2 separate regions of the Homo sapiens genome follow, and region 2 is linked to region 1. Evidence: read pairs that join two places in POLR2A ChIA-PET (ENCODE). Cell type or tissue: PC-9. All regions are shown on one strand. Each heading gives the region's core, and the rest is flanking DNA. Links, peaks and the distances in the headings are about the cores only.

The links. ChIA-PET counts read pairs that join two places held together with the same protein. Peaks named below come from ENCODE experiments on the same cell type or tissue, not always from the same donor. Only the 100,000 strongest peaks of a DNase experiment are listed, where the experiment ranks them.
Region 2: POLR2A ChIA-PET joins it to region 1 with 12 read pairs; 5 of 35 experiments call an interaction of 5 or more read pairs at or near these places.

The regions. Positions count from the first base shown.
Region 1 is chr17:64,453,861-64,465,526 of GRCh38, reverse strand. MILR1 (mast cell immunoglobulin like receptor 1) reads right to left here. Exons shown (of 10, transcript NM_001085423.2): 4 at 7,843-8,127; 5 at 4,595-4,705; 6 at 1-75. Among named protein-coding and RNA genes, the nearest start is that of MILR1, 11 kb to the right of the region's middle. RefSeq lists an enhancer at 8,122-8,181. In PC-9, for the core only: no CTCF peak of the experiment used is centred there; a DNase peak (open chromatin) is centred at 5,936; H3K27ac peaks cover 1,205 bases.
Region 2 is chr17:64,335,606-64,347,271 of GRCh38, reverse strand. PECAM1 (platelet and endothelial cell adhesion molecule 1) reads left to right here. Exons shown (of 16, transcript NM_000442.5): 14 at 5,582-5,638. Among named protein-coding and RNA genes, the nearest start is that of PECAM1, 49 kb to the left of the region's middle. In PC-9, for the core only: no CTCF peak of the experiment used is centred there; a DNase peak (open chromatin) is centred at 2,731; H3K27ac peaks cover 2,668 bases.

The DNA.
Region 1 (11,666 bases), core at 1,620-9,619:
GGATATTTGCATAGATTCCAACTTCCATGGCTGTGTCTCCACGGTCCCTGGGCACATTATTTCTCATAGCTTTTCCTACGTAAATAGGTAGGAATCATCAAATTAAACCAATTCAGCCACATTTTTCTCATCTCCTCGGCCAAGGAGCAGAATTCCCTCAAAGTTCTGAAACAGAGAGTGACTTGCTCCAATGGCCCAAACTGTTGTCTAACAAAGGAAAACTATAGACTCAACAGGGAGTCTAGACACCGCTCCTCCAAGCCAGGGGCTGTTCTGATTTATTTTCCTGGCCTTCAGAGGAACATGCTTTGCCTATCAGATTATGCCTGAACTAGCCAGACTTATTTTCTTTCCTTCGCTGAAGAGAATAGTCTGTGGAAGCTTTGTAATATCTTCAAGAGAGTGTAAATGGCCTATTGAATTCTTTTTTTTTAAGATGGAGTCTCGCTCTGTCGCCTGGGCTGGAGTGCAGTGGCACTATCGTGATCTCGGCTCACCGCAACCTCCGCATCCTGGTTTCAAGCGATTTTCCTGCCTCAGCCTCCCGAGTAGCTGGGATTACAGTTGTGCACCACCATGCCCAGCTAATTTTTGTATTTTTTTGAGACGGAGTCTTGCTCTGTTGCCCAGGCTGGAGTGCCATGGTGCAATCTCCGCTCACCGCAACCTCCGCATCCTGGTTTCAAGCGATTCTCCTGCCTCAGCCTCCTGAATAGCTGGGATTACAGGCATGTGCCACAATGCCTGGCTAATTTTTTGTATTTTTAGTAGAGGCGGGGCTTCACCATGTTAGCCAGGCTGGTCTCAAACTCCAGACTTCAGGTGATCAAAGTGCTGGGACTACAGGCATGAGCCACTGTGCCCGGCCAGCCTCACTGAATTCTATTGTAGCTCCAGCCAGTAATCAAAAATATTAATGCCACTTTTGCAAGAACCTGGACTTTTTATAAGAAGGAGAAACATGTTTTTAAGACATATGAGATGTGGGCCAGGGTGCAGTGGCTCACGCCTGTAATCCCAGTGCTTTGGGAAGCTGAGGTGGGAGGATCACTTGAAGCCAGGAATTCAAGACCACCCTGGGGAACATAGTGAGACCTTGTCTCTAAAAAGAATTTTGTAATTAAAAAAAAAACAAAAAACTGTAATCCCAGCACTTTGGGAGGCTGAGGCAGGAGGATGGTTTGAGTCCAGGAGTTCAAGACTAGCCTGGGAAACATGGTGAAACCTACAAAAAAAAAAAAAATTAGCCAGGCATGGTGGTGCGCGCCTGTGGTCCCAACTACTCAGGTAGCTGAGGCAGGAGGAGGCCTGGGAGGTCAAGGCTGCAGTGAGCCATGATTGCACCACCGCACTCCAGCCTTGGGTGATGGAAGTGAGATCCTGTCTCAAAAAAAAAAAAAAAAAAAAAAATGTCAGGCGCGGTGGCTCACCAGCCCCAGCACTTTGGGAGGCCGCGGTGGGCGGATCACGAGGTCAGAAGTTCAAGACCAGCCTGGCCAACATAGTGAAACCCCATCTCTACTAAAAATACAAAAATTAGCCTAGCGTGGTGGTGGGCGCCTGTAATCCCAGCTACTCAGGATGCTGAGGCAGGAGAAACGCTTGAACCTGGGAGGCAGAGGTTGCAGTGAGCGGAGATTGTGCCACTGCACTCCAGCCTGGGCAACAGAGCGAGACTCTGCCTCAAAAAAAAAAAAAAAAAAAAAAAATTAGCCAGGAGTTGTGGTGCATACCTGTATTCCCAGCTACTAGGGAGGCTAAGGTGGGAGGTTACAGTGAGCTATGGTGGCACCACTGCACTCCAGCCTGGGCAACACAGTGAAGCCCCATCTCTAAAAAAAAGAAATGAAATAAAATAAAATCTTAAAGATGCATCAGATGTATAACTTGTGACCTCTGTGTTCAAGTTTTATGTCAACTGAGTCCCTGACTTCTCTGAGTTGTGACTCTCTGGAGATGGTTCTCAATTGGTTCTCTTGCCAGTTCTGACAATATCTCCATGGCCCATTCCACAACTCAGAACACTGAGGCTCAGAAGCAACAGCCTGAGGGGCTTGTCCAACAGCCCTCAGCTTGCTGATGGGGGCCAGTGCTGAGACCCAAACTGTCTTTTGTGTAAATCTTCATATCCTTCTGCACTCGTGTACCAAATGAAAAAACCACTTTGAAGGCTTAACCAGTGGTGGCCATAAGACGTGAGGAATGAAAAGCAGTAACTGGGCTGAGTGCAGTGGCTCATGCCTGTAATCCCAGCACTTTGGGAGGCTGAGGTGGGAGGATCGCCTGAGTCCAGGAGTTCAAGACCAGCCTAGGCAACACAGTGAGACCCCGTCTCTAAAAAACATTTTTTTAAAAAAGCTGTAACTGAGGCTTCTAATAACATTGACAAGTTTTCTGCTGGATGTAGCACTTAAGGTGGGGAAGAGAGAAATGATGCTTTTTTGTTTCTGTTTTTGTTTTTTTGAGTCTGGTGTGTTTAATAAAGTTTTTTAAAAAATCTTATAGTAGAATAGATTATACTTCTACATTGAAAATCTAGAAAGCATAGAAATGTAGAAATAAAAAATATGTATATATTAGGTTGGTGCAAAAGTAACTGTGGGCCGGGCGTAATGGCTCACATCTGTAATCCCAGCACTTTGGGAGGCTGAGGCGAGCAGATCACCTGAGGTCAGGAGTTCAAGACCAACCTGACCAACATGGTGAAACCCTGTCTTTACTAAAAATACATGGTGGTGGGTGCCTGTAATCCCAGCTACTCAGGAGGCTGAGGCAGGAGAATCGCTTGAACCAGGGAGACAGAGGCTGCTGTGAGCCGAGATTGCACCACTGCACTCCAGCCTGGGCAACAGAGCGAGACTCCATTTCAAAAAAAAAAAAAAAGTAATTGTGGGTTTTGCCATAAAAGTATGGCAAAAATTGCAATTACTTATGCACCAACCTAATATTTTCAATACTTCCAGCCCCAAACAATTGTAAACCTTTTGAAGGTGTCTTTTGTGCTAATGGGATGACGCTTGTTTGTCCTCATGCACTGAACCTCCCCTACGTATGTGGCAGATCTAGAGTCACTCAAGGCAAAGCTCTCGCTTGAGGCACTTGCAGTCAGGAGCAGCCGCACCACTTGCAGCGCCCAGTGCGAAATGAACACTGTTCACAGGCCTTAAACTTGTGTTTAATTAAGAACACAAGTTCTTGGCCCGGCACAGTGGCTCACGCCTATAATCCCAACACTGTGGGAGGCCGAGGTGGGAGGATTGTTTGAGCCCAAGTGTTCGAGACCAGCCTGGGCAACATAGTGAGGCCCCGTCTCCATTTAATATAGAATAAAAAAAGAAGAGAGAGAGAGAGAAAAAAAGGAACACAAGTTCTTAAAGTCAGGACCGAGTACATCTTTCACAAGCAGTCATACGAGGAAAAGGGCCTCTTGTTTAAAAACATTAATAATTTCACACCCACGTTCCTAGCATTATTAAACAATAGACAAAAGGTGGAAGCAACCCGGGTACCCATGGGGGATAAATGGATAAACAAAGTGTGGCGTATTTATGTACAATGGGACATTCTTCAGTCTTATCAAGGAAGGAAATTCTGACACATATGACAACATGGATGAACCTTGAGGACATTAATCGAAGTGAAATAAGCCAGTTATGAAAGGATAAATGCTTCCACTTCCATGAGGTGCCTAGAGGAGTCAAACTAATGGAGATAGAAAGCAGAATGGTGGTTGGCAGAGCCCGGGGGAAGAGGGGATGGGGAGCTAGTGTGTAATGGGGACAGAGTTTCAGTTTGGGAAGATGAAAAAGTTCTGGACATGGATGGTGGAGAAGGGTGCATGACAATGGGAACGTGCTTAATGCCACCGAACTATGCATTTAAGCAGGTTAAAGTGGCCCATTTAGTGTTATGTATATTTTACCACCATTAACAATTTTTAAAAGAGCGTACAAAAAATTATGAAGAATTTCAAGATGCAGCCGGGAGCAGTGGCTCACACCTGTAATCCCAGCACTTTGGGAAACTGAGGCAGGTGGATCACCTGAGGCTGGGAGTTCGGGACCAGCCTGGCCAACATGGTGAAACCCTGTCTCTACTAAAAATACAAAAAATTAGCTGGGTATGGTGGCGGAAACCTGTAATCCCAGCTTCTTGGGAGGCTGAGGCAGGAGAATTGCTTGAACCCAGGAGGCGGAAGCTGCAGTGAGCCGAGATCGTACCACTGCACTCCAGCCTGGGGAACAAGAGCAAAACTCTGTCTCAAAAATAAATAAATAAATAAATAAACAAATACCAAATGTGGAGTTCTTCTTGGCACAGGGCCCTGTGTGACAGCACAGGCTGTACGTCTGTGAAGCCAGCTCTGCTTGCCCTCAAACAGAAAAGGCTTTCCCTGGAGAAAGAATTACCCTCTGCATGAACCGTTCAGGAAGTCTATTCCATTCCCGCCCCCCTTTCTCATGTTTTCCTCCTATTTTCATTTTCTCCCTATTCTATTTCCAATCCCCTTTTCTCTTTCTCCTCACCCTCTGTCCTGCTGTCTGTATCCCAAGCCCACGGGAAAACGGGTGGTAAAGCGACTAAAAGAACTTACTTGTTTTGTATTTGGGCAGTACCCAAAAAGCCAGAATTAGGATTATCACCACCAGCAACAGTAATAACCCTGGAAGTAGTAGCTTCAGACAGAAAGGACAGCTGTCTCCGCCTGGAAGAAGACCGCATCCATTGGTGACCATAGCATTTTCTTTTCCAATGACATTAAGCCAGTAAGTGTTTTAGAAAAGGTGATGTCTCCCAAGTTAACCAATGTACTATGCACCCAGGTTCCCAAATGGTCATGACATCTAAAACTCACGGGACTTATTAGTCAATAAAGTTCTTGACTGGGCGTGGTGGCTCACACCTGTAATCCCAGCACTTTCGGAGATCAAGGTGGGAGGATTGCCTGAGGCCAGGAGTTTGAGACCGGCCTGGGCAACATAGTGAGGCCCTGTTTCTACAAAATAAATAAATAAATAAAAATTAGCCAGGTGTGATGGCATGTGCCTATGATCCCAGCTACTCAGGAGGCTGAGGCAGGGTGATCGCTTGAGCCCGGGAGGTGGAGACTGCAGTGAGCTATGATTGTGCCACTGCACTCCAGCCTGAGGGACAGAACCAGACCCTGTCTCTATAAATAAGTTAATAAATAAACAAAAATAGGTTGAGCTCAGTGGCTTACACCTGTAATCCTAGCACTCTGGGAGGCCAAGGCAGGTAGATCACCTGAGGTCAGGAGTTTGAGACCAGCCTGGCCAACATGGTGAAACCCTGTCTCTACCCAAAATATAAAAATTAGCTGGGCCTGGTGGCGCGTGCCTGTATTTCCAGCTACTTGGGAGGCTGAGGCATGAGAATCGCTTGAACCCAGGAGGCGGAGGTTGCAATGAGCCGAGATCGTGCCATTGCACTCCAGACTGGGTGAGTGAGACTCCATCTCAAATAAATAAATAAATAAATAAATAAATAAATAAATAAATAAATAAATAAATAAAATAAAATAAAATAAAAATAATAAAGTTTAAAAAGTCATGACCAAGCACATCTTCCACAGGGGCCACCCAAAGAAGAGAAAAGCAGCACAGAATTTAACAGGACGAATACCAGCAACATTTCTGGGGTCATGAGCACCAGAAAAGCCTGGGTGTTTACTGGGCAAGGCCCTGAGCCCTGGCAGCATGTTTCGTGTCATCCAAACAACTGCCAGTTGTTGAGTTTTAGCTGCAGGCCAGACACTGTGTTAGGCACTTCACCTGTGTTGCCTTATTTATCCCATTGGCATCACTCCCATTTTATAGATGAGGTGAGTAAGGCTCAGGGAGGTGAAATGACTTTCCTAAGGTCACACAGCCAGTGAATGGAAGGGCTGTGACTCATAGCCAAGTGCCTGACTCCAGCAGGCTGCCTCACTTGTTAGACCACACTCACTGAATACCAGGGCGTGGGCTCTGTTCTGAGGACCTGGCTGGGTGAAGTGGTCAATGTCCAAGTGTGCCTTGTGCCTTTGCTAACCTAGTTTTTCTTTTCTTTCTTTTTCTTTTTCTTTTTTCTTTGAGACAGGGTCTCGCTCTGTTACGCAGGCTGGAATGCAGGGCACGATGATCACAGCTCACTGCAGCCTCGACCTCTCAGGCTCAAGCAATCCTCCTACCTCATCCTCTGAGTAGCTGAGACCACAGGCATGCACCACCACACCCGGCTAATTTTTTTATTTTCTGTAGAGACAGGGGTTTTGCCATGTTACCCAGGCTGGTCTCAAACTCCTGGGCTCAAGTGATCTGCCAGCCACAACCTTCCAAAATGCTGGAATTACAGGTGTGAGCCACTGCACACGACCTAGTTTTCCTTCTATCCTCCTACCTTGACAAATGCACCTTCAGAAGGACCTGGAAGGTCAGGTTTGAATCTGGAATTCTCAGACTTTCCAGAGTTTGGCATCAGGACGTGGCAGCATGGACAGAACCCACTGAAGTCCCGGGCTGCCCCGCTCCCGACCTGGGCTCTGACCTGCACCCTAAGGGGCCTTGCATGCACGTGGACGCCCCAGCCCACATGTGCAAACACCATCCACACCCCCCATAAACAGCTCCCTTGGCTCAGGTTCAGGGATGCTCATACCCTTACTGTGGGCCACCCTCGGGAGGATGAGCTGGGGGAGAGACTGGTACAGGCCCTGGAAATGGCTTCTGATCTGATTGGGCAGGGGATTTTGGTCCAGGTACCTAGAGTGTGGAGCAGAAAAGTGGGAGTATAGGGTTCAGGTGGCTGCATCCCCACGGCTCCCTGAACCCCTCAGCCTAGGGGAAGGTGCATAGCCTGGAGGTACCAGACCAGAGCCCACTAAACACAGGGCTTGGCCAGAGGCCTCTCTTGCCCTGAGCCAAGGGTGGTGCAGGAGTCTGGACCCATCATCATTAGCAGTGGAGCAATAAACAGCCAAGCAGGAGGGCATGGTATTAGAAATCAGTACAAGATGGCCAGGCACAGTGGCTCACAGCTGTTATCCCAGCATTTTGGGAGGCCGAGGTGGGCAGATCGCTTGGGGCCAGGAGTTCGAGACCAGTCTGGCCAACATGGTGAAAACCCGTCTCTACTGAAAATACAAAAATTAGCCAAGCGTGGTGGCGGGTGCCTGTAGTCCCAGCTACTCAGGAGGCTGAGGCACAAGAATCTCTAGAACCTGGGAGGCAAAGGTTGCAATGAGCTGAGATCACACCACTGCACTCCAGCCTGGGCAACAGAGTGACACTCTGAAAAAAAGAAAAGAAAAGAAAGAAGGAAGGAAGGAAGGAAAGAAGGAAGGAAGGAAGGAGGGAAGGAAGGAAGGAAGGGAAAGAAAGGCAGGCATACAAGAAGGAAGGAAGGAAGGAAGGAAAAGAAAGAAAGGCAGACATACAAATGATGAAAAAACAAAGAAAACTAAAAGACCTGGCAGTTCTAAGACAGATGCAAATTGGAAAGGCAGGGCAGAAAGTTTTGCCACAAGTCCCCCTCCTGCTCCAGTTTCTAGGCCTTTCTGTGGTTCCTTTATGGCAGAAAGCAACCCCATGAGAGTTTGCATGGACTCTACCAAAGAGACCCTTCAAGTGATCTGCCAGCCACAACCTTCCAAAGTGCTGGGATTACAGGTGTGAGCCACTGCACACGACCTAGTTTTCCTTCTATCCTTCTACCTTGACAAATGCACCTTCAGAAGGACCTGGAAGGTCAGGTGGCCATGGTGGGAAATGGGTGGGCAGAGGAGCAGCTGCAGTTTCTGGAAGTGAGTTCAGACCTGGCTGAAAGAACTCAGGTTGCTCTTACCTGTTGAGGGCATGGTGACAGGGTGACTGTATGTTGCATAGTTAGGCAATCTGTTTTTAGCTTCACACCTATACTCTTCCTCTTCTCCAGGATTCTTCTTGGTTAAGTTAAATTCAGCAGGCTCCCTGTCATACTTGGAAATAGCTGGTGATATGGCAACATGGTTTTCAAAGAAAGTGTAATTGATGGGCAGCGAGCCATTGACTGAGAGGCAATGTAATGTTATATGTCGGTCTGTTTCTGTTTGAATGACCATAATGTTCAGCACTGGGGAAGTCACCGGGTCTGGAAGAATGAAAGTGAACATGAAAAGGATAAACAGACTGGGTGTGCTCACTCAGACCACAAATATGAGTGGAACCCTTACTCCACTCCAGGCTGTGGAACCAAGATGAACGACCCCCTTCCTGAGAAGTCAAGAAGCTCACGGCCCACTGGGAAAGGCCAATGGGCATGTGGCCAACCCCGTGCAGTGTGTTGTTAGCCGAGGTTCTCAGCTGAGTGCTGAGAAAGCCAGAGAGTGGAGGGCATCTCTCTGCTTTGAGGAATTGGGGTGCAAGCTTGCCCTTCCTAGAATTCACAATCTATTTATTGTTAATAATGAATATAATTTTGTCAATGATCCAGTTCTAAGTATGAAGCTGAGAAGTGCTTTTTTATGTTTATTTTTTATAGACATAGGGCCTTACCATGTTGGCCAGGTTGGTCTTGAACTCCTGGCCTCAAGTGATCCTCCCACCTTGAATTCCCAAAGTGCTGTGGTTACAGGCAGGAGCCACCACACCCGGCCCAAGAAGTGCTTTTATTCTCAATCCTTGTAAATTTACAGTGGGTTTTTTTAATCCAAAAATATCATTTTCTTTTCAATGTATTTATTTATTCAGAGACAGGGTTTTGCTCTTTCAACCATGCTGGAGTGAAGTGGCACAATTATAGCTCACTGTAACCTCAAACTCCCAGGCTCAAGTGATCCTCCTGCCTCAGCCTCTGTAGCTGGGACTACAGGTGCACACTGCTGGCTAATTTTTAAATGTTTTGTAGAGACAGAGTCTCACTATGTTGCCCGGGCTGGTCTCAAACTCTTGGCTTCAAGTGATTTTCCCACCTCAGCCTCCCAAAGTGCCGGGATTTCAGGTGTGAGCCACCATGCCCAGCCCCAAAAATATCGTTTTCTCCAACTGTACTTTTATTTATAGAACTCAGCTGCACAATTATCTTTCACTTCCTCCAAAGAGCAGGAAGTAACCCTGCTAACTAGATTCAAGAGAAATTCTCAACAGGAAATGGGTCTGCTACACTCTGTTAGATCATAGCCTATTCTATGACCTAACAGAAAAACCCAGCTATACATTTTATTATATATATATATAATGCATTAATAAGACAGTATTATAGGAAAGGAAGAAAAGCTGTTAAGTATCTATCATGTGCCAGGCGTGCCAGTCACATGATCTCATTTGACCTTCACGACAGTCTTGTAGTGTGGATAGTATCATGCCCATTCCACAGATGAACCAACTGTGCTTCAGAGAGATTGAGAAATTTGCCCAAGGTCACACAGCTAGTAAATGGCCGAGTTGGGACTGACTTCAAGAGTCCACACTTAAAAACAATTTTTTTTTTATTTACTTTCTTTTCTGTTTTGAGACGGAGTCTCACTCTGTCACCCAACCTGGAGTGCAGTGCCACGATCTCAGCTCATTGCAACCTCTACCTCCCAGGTTCAAGCAATTCTCCTGCCTCAGCCTCCCAAGTAGCTGGGGATTACAGGTGCCCACCACCATGCCTAGCTAATTTTTGTATTTTTAGTACAGACAGGGTTTCACCATGTTGGCCAGACTGGTCTTGAACTACTGACCTCAAGTGATCTGCCCCCACTCAACCTCCCAAAGTGCTGGGATTACAGGCGTGAGCCACTGCAGCCGGCCCTGTGTTCTCTTTAAACATTTGATGAGTGAGCACTTTGGGAGGCCGAGGTGGGCAGATCACGAGGTCAGGAGATTGAGACCATCCTGGCTAACATGGTGAAACCCCGTCTCTACTAAAAATACAAAAAAAAAAAAATTAGCCAGGCGTGGTGGCAGGCGCCTGTAGTCCCACCTACTCGGGAGGCTGAGGCAGGAGAATTGTGTGAACCCGGGAGGCAGAGCTTGCAGTGAGCCGAGATGGTGCCACTGCACTCCAGCCTGAGTGACAGAGCAAGATCCATCTCAAAAAAAAAATTTTTTTTTGATGAGTGAATCAGTGATTAATGAATTTGTGTTTATGGCTCATAGTTTCAACCCTTACTGGGTTGGAGACAACACTATGTTTTAGGCCTCATTAAAAACCCAGTAGTACAATTGCTTGCATGGAGTAGGTACTCCGTAGTGCCTATTGATCTGGCCTAACTGAAGATGATACAGTTTTATAATCTACCAAGATAGTTTTATTACCAGACTGTGTAATTACCCTAACAAATTGCAGGAAGGTCGTGCACAAAAAACATATGAACTGATGGGCTTATTGCTGAGTGCAGCAGGAGTCTGACCACTAGAGAATACCATCAGCTGTGTTCCTGCCCTCACATATCCATCGTATTCCAGTACCATGTTTGCAGGGATTTTCCCCCTCCTTCTTCCTTTTCCTTTCACAAGGAATATACTCAGTTTATGTCCAAAGATCATTGGGATTTTTTTTTTCTTGAGACAGGGTCTCTCTCTGTCACCCAGGCTGCAGTGCAGTGGTGCAATCACAGCTCACTGCAGCCTTGAACTCCTGGGCTGAGGCAATCCTCCCAACTCAGCCTCCTGAGTAGTTGGCACTATAGGCACGCCACCACGCTCAGCTACATATATATATTTTTTAACTTTTTGTAGACACACAGTCTCCACATAGTTCCCAGGCTGGTCTCAAACTCCTGGGCTCAGGTGATCCTCCCGCCTCAGCCTCACAAAGTGCTGGGATTACACCTGTGAGACAGCGCACCTGGCCAAGATAATTGGTTCTAACCTGGAGTCCGTAGCATTCTCTAAAACCTTATGCAGAAATTTGTATACGTAGTTTTATGAGCATTTCTCTGGAGAAGATATTCATTGCTATCATTGGATTATTAAGACAGTTATAACCTAAAAAGCTAAGAATCACTGAGCTACAGCAATGTCACCCAGTAGAACTTTCTGTGATGATGGGAATGGTCTACATCTGTGTTGTCCAATGTGGCAGCCACCAGCTACAGGTGTGGCTATCAAAGCCTTGAAATGTAACTGAGACTGTGGAGGGAAATTTTTTATTTCATCTAATTTTAATTGACTTGATTTTAATTATGGCACGTGCTTGTAATCCAAGCTATTCAGGATGCTGAGGTGGGAGGATCTCTTAAGAACAGGAGTTTGAGGCTGCAATGGGCTTTGATTGCCTGTGAGTAGCCTCTGCACTCCAGCCTGGGTGACATAGGCTATTAAATAAATAAACGTTGGCCAGGAGCAGTGGCACACGCCTGTAATCCCAGCACTTTGGGAGGCTGAGGTGGGTGGATCACCTGAGGTCAGGAGTTAAGACCAGCCTGGTCAACATGGTGAAACCCCATCTCTATTAAAAATACAAAAATTAGCTGGGCATGGTGGTGCATGCCTGTAATCCTAGCTACTCGGGAGGCTGAGGTGGGAGAATTGCTTGAACTCGAAAGGCGGAGGTTGAAGTGAGCTGAGATCGCACCACTGCACTCCAGCCTGGGTGACAGGGCGAGACTCCATCTCAAAAAAAGAAAAAAAGAAATAAAATAAAACAAAATAAACAAATAAGTTTAAACAGTACCGTACTGGATAGCATAGACATAGAGGACC
Region 2 (11,666 bases), core at 1,399-9,398, 120 kb after region 1:
TGCTGGGATTACAGGTGTGAGCCACCACACTCGGCCTCAATAATTTTAAAAATTAATTAAAGAAAAATAGAGACAGGGTTTCGCCATGTTGCCCTGGCTGGTCTCAAATTCCCGGGCTCAAGCAATCTGCCCACTTTTGTCTCCCAAAGTGCTGGGATTACAGGCGAAGCCACCACACCTGGCCATTTTTGATAATTATTAGTTATGATACTACTAATAATAGGTAAGATTTATTGAGCACTTACTAAGTGCCAGGGAATTAGGAAGTACTGAGCAATTTGTCCCTTCCAGAGGTAGACCCCCTGCCAAACCCAGTGTGTTCCTAAAGTTGCTTGTGCAGACTGAATGTGTGTCAATCAAATGCATGTTTCAAGATATCGAGTGCTTTGCCATTTAGAGGGACACTTAGGTAAAGGCTTTTGAAAGCACAAGATCCCTGTCCGTGTGAGCAGTGGCACTGATTTTACACCTTGGGTTTTGTTTTTGTGTATGTGGTTCTCTCAAGGGCAGGCTGGCCTGGAAGTCCCTGTCTCTGGTTCTATGCTGGGGAAATGGATGCAGAGTGGGCTGCTCCATAGAAAATGCTAGAACATCAATCTCGTTTGTTTTGGGCACCATAAAAAACATGCATCTCCTGGCCAGGCACGGTGGCTCACACTTGTAAACCTAGTACTTTGGGAGGCCAAGGCAGGTGGATCACTTGAGGCCAGGAGTTCGAGACCAGCCTGGCCAACATGGTGAAACCCTGTCTCTACTAAAAATACAAAAATTAGCTGGGCGTGGTGGCGCATGCCTGTAATCCATCTACTGGGGAGGCTGAGGCAGAAGAATCGCTTGAACCCGGGAGGCAGAGGTTGCAGTGAGCCAGGATCAAGCCACTGCTCTCCAGCCTGGGTGGCAGAGCAAGACTCCGTCTAAAAAAAAATTAAAAATGCATCTCCTAACTGTCCTCCTCCTTTGCGAACCCAGATTGGGCAGTACACAGTCCCCGGGGGTCACTGCACACTCCTGCATGCTCAAAGGAAACAGTGGCTCCTGCACGCTCAAAGGAAGCAGTCTCAGAACCTTCCTGCCCAGCTGGGAAGCTCCCTGGGATCATTGCCATCTGTCTCCCTTCCTCTGAGGCTAACCCCAGGCTGCATCCACCTAGCCAGGCAGGCCTGGGGTAGTTTTCCTGACTGTGCAGGCTGAATGCGTGCAGTTTTCCAGGCCGTGCCAGCCACTAGCCAGACCACATGGCAATGGGGTCCTGAAATCACCCCTTGCTCCATGATCTGGGAGGAGTCTTGGACTTCTCCTTGTCTTCTCTTTTTGAGCCTGGGCTGAGTGTCAGCAGCTGTATGCACAGAACTTTCCTTACAGGGATGCCCCGTAGAGCCGCTGGGCTGTGTGCTGCACCACTGGGGCACATTCCCATAGCCTACCAACAGAATGGCCCCCGGGGGTTGTGTACTGCCCAATCTGCACAACTCACTTCCAAGTCTAGACTGGACCTGAGAGGGGTGGGGAACGCGGCAGGCCTGAAGCTCTCTTCCTCATTTTTTTTTTTTTTTTTTTTTTATGACAGTCTTGCTCTTGTTGCCCAGGCTGGAATGCAATGGCACAGTTTCGGCACACTGCTTCCTCTGCTTCCCGGGTTCAAGCTATTCTCCTGCCTCAGCCTCCTGAGTAGCTGGGGTTACAGGCGCCCACCACCATCCCCGGCTAATTTTTGTATTTTTAGTAGAGACAGGGTTTCACCATGTTGGCCAGGCTGGTCTCCAACTCCTGACCTCAGGTGATCCACCCGCCTTGACCACCCAAAGTGCCGGGATTACAGGTGTGAACCACCAGGCCTGGCCTCTTCCTCTTTATTTCATTGTAGAGTGATTGACTCGTTGAGATAACAAATTGTGATTAAGGCCCTACGCAGGCAGCACAAGCACATACAGACCCTCCCTTGTGGAGGGACAGCCTGAGAGGCAGCCAGGAACACACTGCAGCAAAGCCCTCCTAACCTTCAGGGATCACCTAACCTTCAGTGATCTGCCCACCTCAGCCTCCCAAAGTGCTGGGATTACAAGCATGAGCCACTGCGCCCGGCCCTGGTTTTCTTTTTCTTGCTCAAAGGTGGGGAAGGGTTGAAGGGACAAGAAGGAGGTATTGTAATCCCAGCACTTTGGGAGGCAGAGGCGAGAGGATCACTTGAGCCCAGGCATTCAAGACCAGCCTGGGCAACAAAGCAAGAACTTATTTCTACAAAAAATTTAAAAATAAGGAGGTATCGAGACCCTCCAGGATTGGGTGAAGCAGAGGCGGTCAGCATGTGCCCTCCTTGCCAAGCTGTGCAGCTGCAGGGATGCCATCACCTAACTGGTCCCTCTTTCCCCATTTGCACAAAAGCTGTGTGGGCTGCAGAGGTCCAGGTAGACCCGTAAAGAGGGTCACTTGGGGGCAATGGAGAGCTTTTTGGGAATTCAATTTGAGTTTTCTAGACCCGTCCTCCTCCTTGGCAGCTAAGGAGCAGTGTGGGAAGTCAGGCCTGAGCCTCAGGTGTTCCCTCTCTGCCTTCCTGTGGGTGGAGAGCCAGGTATTACCAGGTACGAAAAGGGGCTTTGTGGGTACAAGGCCAGTGGTGAGTACATTTGACCTGGTCTTGACCAAGCCAGTTCCCTGCTCTCAAGACTTCCTCCTCCTATGGAGGAGGGGTTGGGAACCACATCCAGCTCTGACCCTAGTGGCAGCCGACCAAGTGGTCACTTGGGGTGGAGGAGGGGCAGGAAGGAACTCAGTAAATCCTGGTTTGCTGCATGTTTGCTCTGAGACTAATTGCTGGGAAAACCCCATGACGTTGAAGCCATCTCCTTCTCTGTTAACACAGAGAAAAACAGAAGCCAAAATAAAGCCCCATCCGGAAACATCCCTGACAGCAGAGACAAAGAGCCTGCCAGCCTGGTTTACTCATTAGCAAGCAGCTGCTGCCGTGGAGTGGGTGGGGAGGAGAGGTAGTGATGAGCTGCAACTCTGCCTGCCCACCCATCACTTAACTGGGCAGATTTGGGGGCAGCTGCAACTCTAGAAGCTCCACCAAGAAGCAGAAACCCCCAGGCCCAAACACCAAGCCCTCTCCCTCCATTTATTCCTCACCTGCCCCAGCCCCCACTGTGGGCCTGGGTCGGAGGGTGAGCTGGCCGTGACCACCCCACCATGCGCCTGGTATATGGTGTTTGATAGCATTTGTTGCAGTGTCTGCGTTGTTTGTGCACCTGTCTGCCTCGCAGCCTGGAGCTCCTGAAAGCTGGGACCAGGCCCGATCACCTTTCCTCTTCCACAGTGCGGGGTTCACACTAGGTGTCTAGGATTCTGCTGAGTGAGTGATTTGGCCAGGCCTGACATCAAGCAGAGGGTGTCTTGGGGATGTGGAGGATCCCCCAATAGGGTTGGGGATCCCTACAGCTTTCCTTGAGGCCCCCACATCTGGTGCCACAGAAAGAGAGTGAGGGGTGTGTGGGCATCTCTGCTGTCCCAGCAGTGTGGTGCCCTGGTAGCTCAGCCACTCTACTGAGTTCCAAATCCTGTTTGGTGCCCTGGGGAAGTCAGTGTAAGGCCCTAGTCACCCCAAATGCCCCAAGTTCAACTGTAGGGATCTGACCCACCCCCAGGCTTTCTCCTCACAAATGGTTCCTGACACAGGAGCCACCACCATTACTGTCACTTCAAACTTGGACAGGTGCCCCCAGGCAGCTGAGCAAGCCTAGGAATGGGACATGTCCAAGACCCCAGCTGTCACCCCATAGGAGGTCGGGGTCTGCCAGGGAGACGGACTTGGGAACAAGTCACATCGGTGTGTTGTGGACAAATGTCACCAACATGCTGTGGAGCTCAGGGGGCCCTGTAACTTCCCAGGGCACAGAGGGAGAGTGAGTGTGGGTGTGTTGGTACATGCGTGAAGCTCCACCAGGGTCGTGGGGAAATGGGGCAAGGAGAAAGGGCAGTGCTGGCTGTGGAGGAGTGTGTGTGGGGCCAGGAAGTGAGAGTGGGGTGTCCCTGGAGCATGGTGAGACAAGGGCATCTCAGTGCAGGTAGAGTCCAGGGTCACACCCCAGCCATTCACTCCGAGGAGGGAAATGCACTGACCATGGCACAGGAAGCCCCTTACCCTATCTGGGGCTTCCTTTCCCCATCTGTAAAAGGAGAACAGTGGCCCACACGACATCAGGCTCTTTTCTACAGTGAGGCTTCCTGGGCCTTTGTGCAGGTGACAGGAGCTGGGAAGTGGCCAGGTTCCATCCTGTTTCCTCAGGGTTGGTGGGTATGTATGTGTGTGCACACCCTGTGTGCATGAGTGTGTGCACACCCAGATTGCATGTTTGTACATACAGTGTGTATACAATGTGTGTAGACACATCCTACACACTGTATGAGGGTATACATAGCATGTATACACATTGTGTGCATGAGTGTGCGTGTGTATATGCTGTGTGTGTATTTTTGTATACACATCCTGTGCCCATACCCCAGTGTAAGGTAAACAGATGGCAGGAAGGGCGCCCTTGAGTCTCCTCCAGGTATACGCCACACCCTGGGTCAGTCATCATGCTGCCATATTGAGAGGGTCTAGCCCAGAGGATCTCAGCCCTGTCTGCATATTAGGGCCCCTGAGGAGATCCTAAAAAACCAGCACCAGGGACCCCCCCAGACCAATCCAACCAGAAGCTGCAGTGAGGCCCAGGAGCCAGCAGTGAAAACAGCCAGCCCAGCTGTCTATCCCTGTAAGAGTTCTCAGTCCCAGCTATTCCTAGGGTCACTGACAACCCCCAGGCTCTAACCCAGACCTCAGGATCTCGTTCTGGATCCCGGGGTCTGGGCTCTCAGGTGATTGGGAGGCCATAGCCCAACCCTGCGTTGAGGGACCTGGCAGAATGTCTGGACAAGGGTCACGGTGGCAGGGGAAGAGGAGTGGGGCCAGCAAGCTGGAGGCTGCAGGCCCTTGCTGGGGGCCTCTCCATCCGTGGCCCCTCAGGTCCAGGGTTCCTCTGGTGCATGTGGCCCTGCTCCACAATGGCCTGCTGACCTCCTATTCCCAGACTGGGAGTGACGCTCGTTAGACCAAGACCTTCTTCTTCTTCTTTTTTTTTTTTTTGAGGTGGTGTGTCACTGTGTTGCCCAGGCTGGAGTGCAGTGGCGCAATCTTGGCTCACTGCAACCTCTGCATCCTGGGTTCAAGCGATTCTCGTCCCTTAGCTCTCGAGTAACTGGGATCACAGGCACGCACCACCATGCCCGGCTAATTTTTTGAATTTTTAGTAGAGACGGGGTTTCGCCATGTTGGCCAGAATGGTCTCAACCTCCTGACCTCAAGTGATCTGCCCCCCTCACCCTCCCAAAGTGCTGGGATTACAGGTATGAGCCACCTTGCCCAGCCAGGATCTTCTAACATCAGAAATGACAAGGTCTCTGGGTGCTTCTGGACCTGGTTCTGGTGGGGTGCAGTGGTGGGGTACAGCCTTGCCTGCAGAGCCTCAGACCTTTTCCTATGACTGCAGTGGACTGACCTCGTTCCCAGAGGCAGCTACTAACTTATGCCTGGTCCTTTTTCCAGATCTAGGAAAGAAGGACACAGAGACAGTGTACAGTGAAGTCCGGAAAGCTGTCCCTGGTGAGTGAGGGTCTCCAGTGCCCCAGCCTGGGGGATGCCCCCTAGAATCACTGATGGGGCCTTGGGAGTGGGCAGAGAAAAGAAGAAGCAAAGAAGGCCAAAAAAGGGGTGCCACCTCTTACACCAGCGCTGTGGGCTTCCTCTCTCCCACCACCCTTAAAAAGTCACCTCGGGTCACATTTACTATTCATGTAGTCAACGAGCGCTTCTTGAATGCTTACTGACCCCAGCCGGTGACCCTTACCTGCTCCCCACACAGGCCCTGGTGGCTGGGGTTCCCCAAGGTCTTGGACGTCGAGTGTTTTGCTTTGGAGACCCCCAGTAGCTTCAGCCTTTCTTCTTGTTTTCTTTTTTCTCTTTTTTTTTTTTGGATATGGAGTCTCGCTCTGTCACTCAGGCTGGAGTGCAGTGGTGCAATCTCGACTCACTGCAACCTCCACTTCCCGGATTTAAGTGATTCTCCTGCCTCAGCCTCCCAAGTAGATGGGATTACAGGCGCCCGCCACCACACTCAGCTAATTTTTTTTTTTTTTTTTTGAGACAGAGTTTCGCTCTTGATGCCCAGGCTGGGGTGCAATGGAGCGATCTCGGCTCACTGCAACCTCCGCCTCCCGGTTCAAGCGATTCTCCTGCCTCAGCCTCCTGAGTAGCTGGAATTACAGGCATGTGCCACCACACCCAGCTAATTTTGTATTTTTAGTAGAGACGGGGTTTCTCCCTGTTGGTCAAGCTGGTCGCAAACTCCCAACCTCAGGTAATCCGCGCGCCTCGGCCTCCCAAAGTGCTGGGATTACAAGTGTGAGCCACCGCGCCCAGCAGCTTCAGCTTTTCTGACAGTAGACTGACTTTGGGAGTGGGTGTGGGTTTGCGGATCTGCTCTATTTCCTTTGGTTCGGCTGGCCCCACTTCGCTTCCCGTGACGACCCACTGCTTACTCATGAAAGGGCTTCCCCCAGAGCTGAGCACAGAGCTTAAGCAGACCTGGAACTGGGGGAGCTCAACAAGTCCTTTTTTTCGGTGGGGGGGTATAATAACTGTATTCAATTCTGGTGAAATGAAATACACAATGACAACTTTTAAATTCTGAAGGTAAGTCAGCAATCCGAAAGACGTAAACATTGTGGGGGAAATAGTGACTGTGTGAGTATCTCGCTTTGTACAGCAGACCTCTATTTAAGTGGGTTCTTGGAAAGGGAATCATTAAAATGGTCCAGGACATTTCTGCAAAGGGTGGCTACTCAGGCTAGGCGTGGTGGCTCATTAAGCACTCAGTAAGTGCTTTATTTATTTATTCAAAATAAATAAATAAATATAAAAGGATGACTCCTCCGAGTACAGTCGGCAAACCAGCAGCAGCAATCTCGGGCCCAGCCCAGACCCACAAAACTAGTCTCTGGAATCTGAACTTAGCCAGCTTCAGATGTTTCTGATGCTGCCAATATTTGAGAAGCACTGTTTGTGTTTTGTTTTGTTTTTTTGTTTGAAACAGAGTCTCACTCTGTCACCCAGACTGGAGTACAGCAGTGCCATCTCAGCTGACTGCAACTCCGTGCAACACCCCCCGGCCCCTAAGGCTTAAGCAATCCTCCCAAGTAGCTAGAACCACAGACACACACCACCATGCCCAGCTAAGTTTTTGTATTTTTGGTAGAGATGAGGTTTTACCATGTTGCCCAGACTGGTCTTGAATTCCTGAGCTCAAGCAATCCACCCCCTTCGGCCTCCCAAAGTGCTGGGATTACAAGCGTGAGCCACTGTGCCAGGCAAAAAGCACTGTTTTAGAAGAACCATCCAATTCTCTGAGGACCCTGCTTTTTATCTGAAATAGCGATCACTTCTTAATTCACTTTTAAAAGTTGGTATATCTACAAGAAGAATAGAAACTCAACCCTTGTGGAACTTGACCCTGAATAATTTTTGAAAAACCAATTCTCTGGGGAATTTTTAGCTCAAATACCTCATTTCACAATCTCCATATATTCAGAGCTAACAAAATGCAAATCTGACAATAAACAGCCGTTCTCTATTTGTCTAGTGTAAGGGAAAGTTATAAGTGAGGTAGGGTTCAAGGTTGCTCCCATTGTGCAGTTGTACAAAAATGCCCCTTCTACTTTCTTGGTGGTCCCTGAGAGTGTTCGCTTTCTTGGACACTGCTGAAGAGTTCACTTTCAGTTGCTTTCGTTAAGCAAAATCTCCTATTTGAGCACTTATTGTATGTGCTAAGTGGTCTAAGTACATCGTGTCTTTCAATGGGATTTGTCCATGGGATTCACCACAAATCCCATTTTACAGTTGAGGATACTAAGGCATAGAGAGGTTAAGACGCTTGCCCAAGATCACGCAGCAAGCCAGCCCCTGAGAATCGTTCCTCCCCGGAGTGGACTCCACGCTCTTGATCACTGAGGTGTACTGTCTTCGGTTTGGGAAAGTCGGGTGGTAGAAGGTGGAAGCTGCAGGGATCCTCGCTGCAGGAGGCCAGCTCCTTACCACCTCTGCCTCGAGGCCTCCAGCGAAGTCTGTGATCATCTGAGGCTACTGGTTGGAGGCCCTTTTATAGGTGGTGAGGGGCACCTTAGTGTGGATTCTAGGGAAAAACTTAACTTTTTTTCCTTTACTCTCCTAAGTGCTCTGACTGGGGCCCTGCGAATTGGACAAGCAGATTAACAAGAGGAAAACAGAGTTTATTAACATACATAACGCAAATCACACAGGAGAAACATCAATGATGAGTAACTCAAAGGGGTGGTTAGCACTTGGGGTCTATAAAGCATCTTAGGCTGATCGCAGTGGCTCACGCCTGTAATCCCAGCACTTTGGGAGGCCGAGGCGGGTGGATCACCTGAGGTCAGGAGTTGGAGACCAGCCTGGCCAATATGGTGAAACCCCGTCTCTACTAAAAATACAAAAAATTATCTAGGCATGGTGGCATGTACCTGTAACCCCAGCTCCTCGGGAGGTTGAGGCAGGAGAATTGCTTGAACCCGGGAGGCAGAGGTTGCAGTGAGCCGAGATCACGCTATTGCACTCCAGCCTGGGCAACAAGAATGAAACTCCATCTCAAAAAAATAAAAATAAATATAAATATATAAAGCTTCTTAACAAAGAGCAATAAATTTGTAGACAAATGACAAGACAAAGGAAAGATGGTTTTTGGCTTCCCAGAGTGGCAAACTGAGAAAGTCAATCAAGTGGCCACAAATATTTTATGGGGGCATTTACAGCAGGTGTGTTTTCTTAGGAGTTTCTGCTTTTAGGGCTGGGCATGGTGGTTCATGCCTGTAATCTCAGCACTTTGGAAGGCTGAGGTGAGAGAATCGCTTGAGCCCAGGAATTTGAGACCAGCTTGGGCAACACAGTGAGGCCCCATCTCTAAAAAAAAAAAAAAAAAAAAAAATTTTAAAAAATTTAAAAAACCAATATAAAAACAAAAATTAGCTGGGCATAGTGGTGCATGCCTGTAGTCCCAGCTGCTCAGGAGACTGAGACAGGAGGATCGCTTGAGCCTGGGAGGTGGAGGCTGCAGTGAACTGTGATTGTGCCACTGCCCTCCAGCCTGGGTGACAGAATGAGACTGTGGGTTCCAAAAAACTTAATTTTCTTCCTTTACTCTCTTAGGTTTTCTGACTGGGGCCCTGCAAATTACACAAGACAGATTAACAAGAGAAAAACAGAGACCCTCTTTGTTTTTCTCTTGTTAATCTGCCTCAAAAAAAAAAAAAAAGGAAGAAGTAGTTTCTGCTTTTAGTCAGATAAACAAGCTCTGGGAAGACTTCCTTCTACATCTGAACCAGCTCAAAACAATCCTTATGCCAAAGGGGCATATTTTGTGGTGGCATATTCTGATTTCCTTCATCTGCTTTAGGGCAGCTGGCTGTTCAAGTGGGTTCTCTCGGGGTCTCCAGGTTGGTTCTAGATTACTCAGTCCGGGCTGTTGGAACCTGACCCCTCAGGCAGAAACTATAGGCATCGTAGAACCCACTCTTGTAGGATTTGAGGCGGTGTAGAGCACAGGCTTTCCTGGGAGACATCCCAGTCCCCGTTCTGAGGCAGCCCCCAATCAGCTGAGTTACTGTGACCAAGATGTCTTACCCCTCAGAGACTCAGTTTCTTCAACTGTTAAATGCAAATGGGGTTAAATGAGATAGAATCATGGGAGATGGTGCTGGTTATCCCCACAGTCACTGTATTATCCCTGCCACAGAGTGAGCACTTAATCAATTTCAGTTTAAAAACACAGGAGGAACTTGAGCCCTATAGAGTTCAGTGTCTTGCCCAGGGTACTACTAGAGCAGTCCCCTGACTCCGAGACCAGGACCCTCCCACAGCACCACCTGGGCCACCTGGAGTCAATCAGGGCTCTGTCGCTCTACAACCTTGTCTCTAAACTGGCAGACCATTAGGGAACCTGCCAGGTCTCTAACCTGCCCAGGGGTGAAGGTAGAGAGAGCCCTGGTTCTTGCACAGGCTGTAGCCCTCGGGGCCTGCAGCTGCCTGCAGCTGTGCCTCCAACCCACCTGGAAGCCTCTGGTCCTGGAAGCCAAGGGGTTTCCTGTTTGTCAGTGCTTCCTTGAGGAGAGGAGCCTGCAGGACATGGCTGATTTCTTTTCTTTCTCTCTTTCTCTCTCTCTCTTTCTTTCTCTCTCGCTCTCTCTTTTTCTTTTTCTTCCTTTCTTTCCTTTTTCCTTTCTTTCCTTTTCTCTTTCCTCCTTCTTTCTATCTTTCTCTCTCTCTCTCTCTCCTTCCTTCCTTCTTTCTTTTCTTTTCTTTCTTTTTTGTAAGACAGAGTCTCACTGTGTCACCCAGGCTGGAGTGCAGTGGCACGATCACAGTGAACAGCAGCCTCCACCTCCTGGGCTCAAGCGATCCTCCCGCCTCAGCCTCTGGAGAAGCTGGGATTACAGGCACGCACCACCATGCCCAGCTAATTCGCCATGTTGCCCAGGCTATTGCCCAATTCCTGGGCTCAAGTGATCTGCCCGCCTTGGCCTCCCAAAGTGCTGGGATTCAGGCGTGCGCCACCTGAATGCTCAGCTTTTCTTTCTTTTCCTCTTACTGGTTGCTAAAGAGCAGGCATCCCATTTGAGGAATTTCTCTCCTAAATTCTCTGGGACTTCCTTAATAGAAAACATCTTCCAAGTAATCTCTTTTCCTTCACTCCCTACATAAAATCAGAGAGATTCCCTCCTCTCTGCCTGGGGGGAGTTAGATGATTCTCCAAAGAGCCAGATCCTTCAGCCAGCAGTAACCCACCCGCTTAGGCTTCTCTCACACTCATCCTCAGCCTCTCTTTGTTCAAGTCTTCCCCAGAGCCCAGAGCTGTTAAGGATCATCATTTCTTTCTTTCTTTCTTTCTTTTTTTTTTTTTTTGAGACAGGGTCTTCGCTCTGTCACCCAGGCTGGAGTGCAGTGGCGCGATCGCAGCTCACTGCAACCTCCAGCTCCCGGGTTCAAGTGATTCTTCTGCCTCAGCCTCCTGAGTAGCTGGGACCACAGCTACTGCCACCACGCCCGGGTAATTTTTTTTGTATTTTTAGTAGAGACGGTGTTTCACCATATTGGTCAGGCTGATCTCGAACTCCAGACCTCAGGTGATCCACCTGCCTTGGCCTCCCAAAGTGCTGGGATAACAGGTGTGAGACACCACGCCCGGCCAGATCATCATTTCTTATTCATCATCATAACCATCCCCAGATTCTTCATCATTGCCAAATTCTTCAGCAGCTCTTTCCTCTGGATATTATTCCACCTCTGTAGACTGCAGATTTCTTTTGTTCCATGTTGATTGTTTTCTCCCTATACTCTAATTATCTTGCGGTTGGGCGGGTCCCTTCCTCCTCTGTCACAGTTAAAGCTAATATGTATTGAGCACTCCCTCTGTGTGAGACACTTGGAGCCCTACCTTAATCCCCAAGATCATCTAACAGTTGATGGGGGTTCTATTATTATTCTTGCTCTGCAGATGGGGAAACGGGCCCAGAGGTTAACTAATTTGTCCTTGTTCCACAGCCAGTGGCAGAGCAAGGACTGA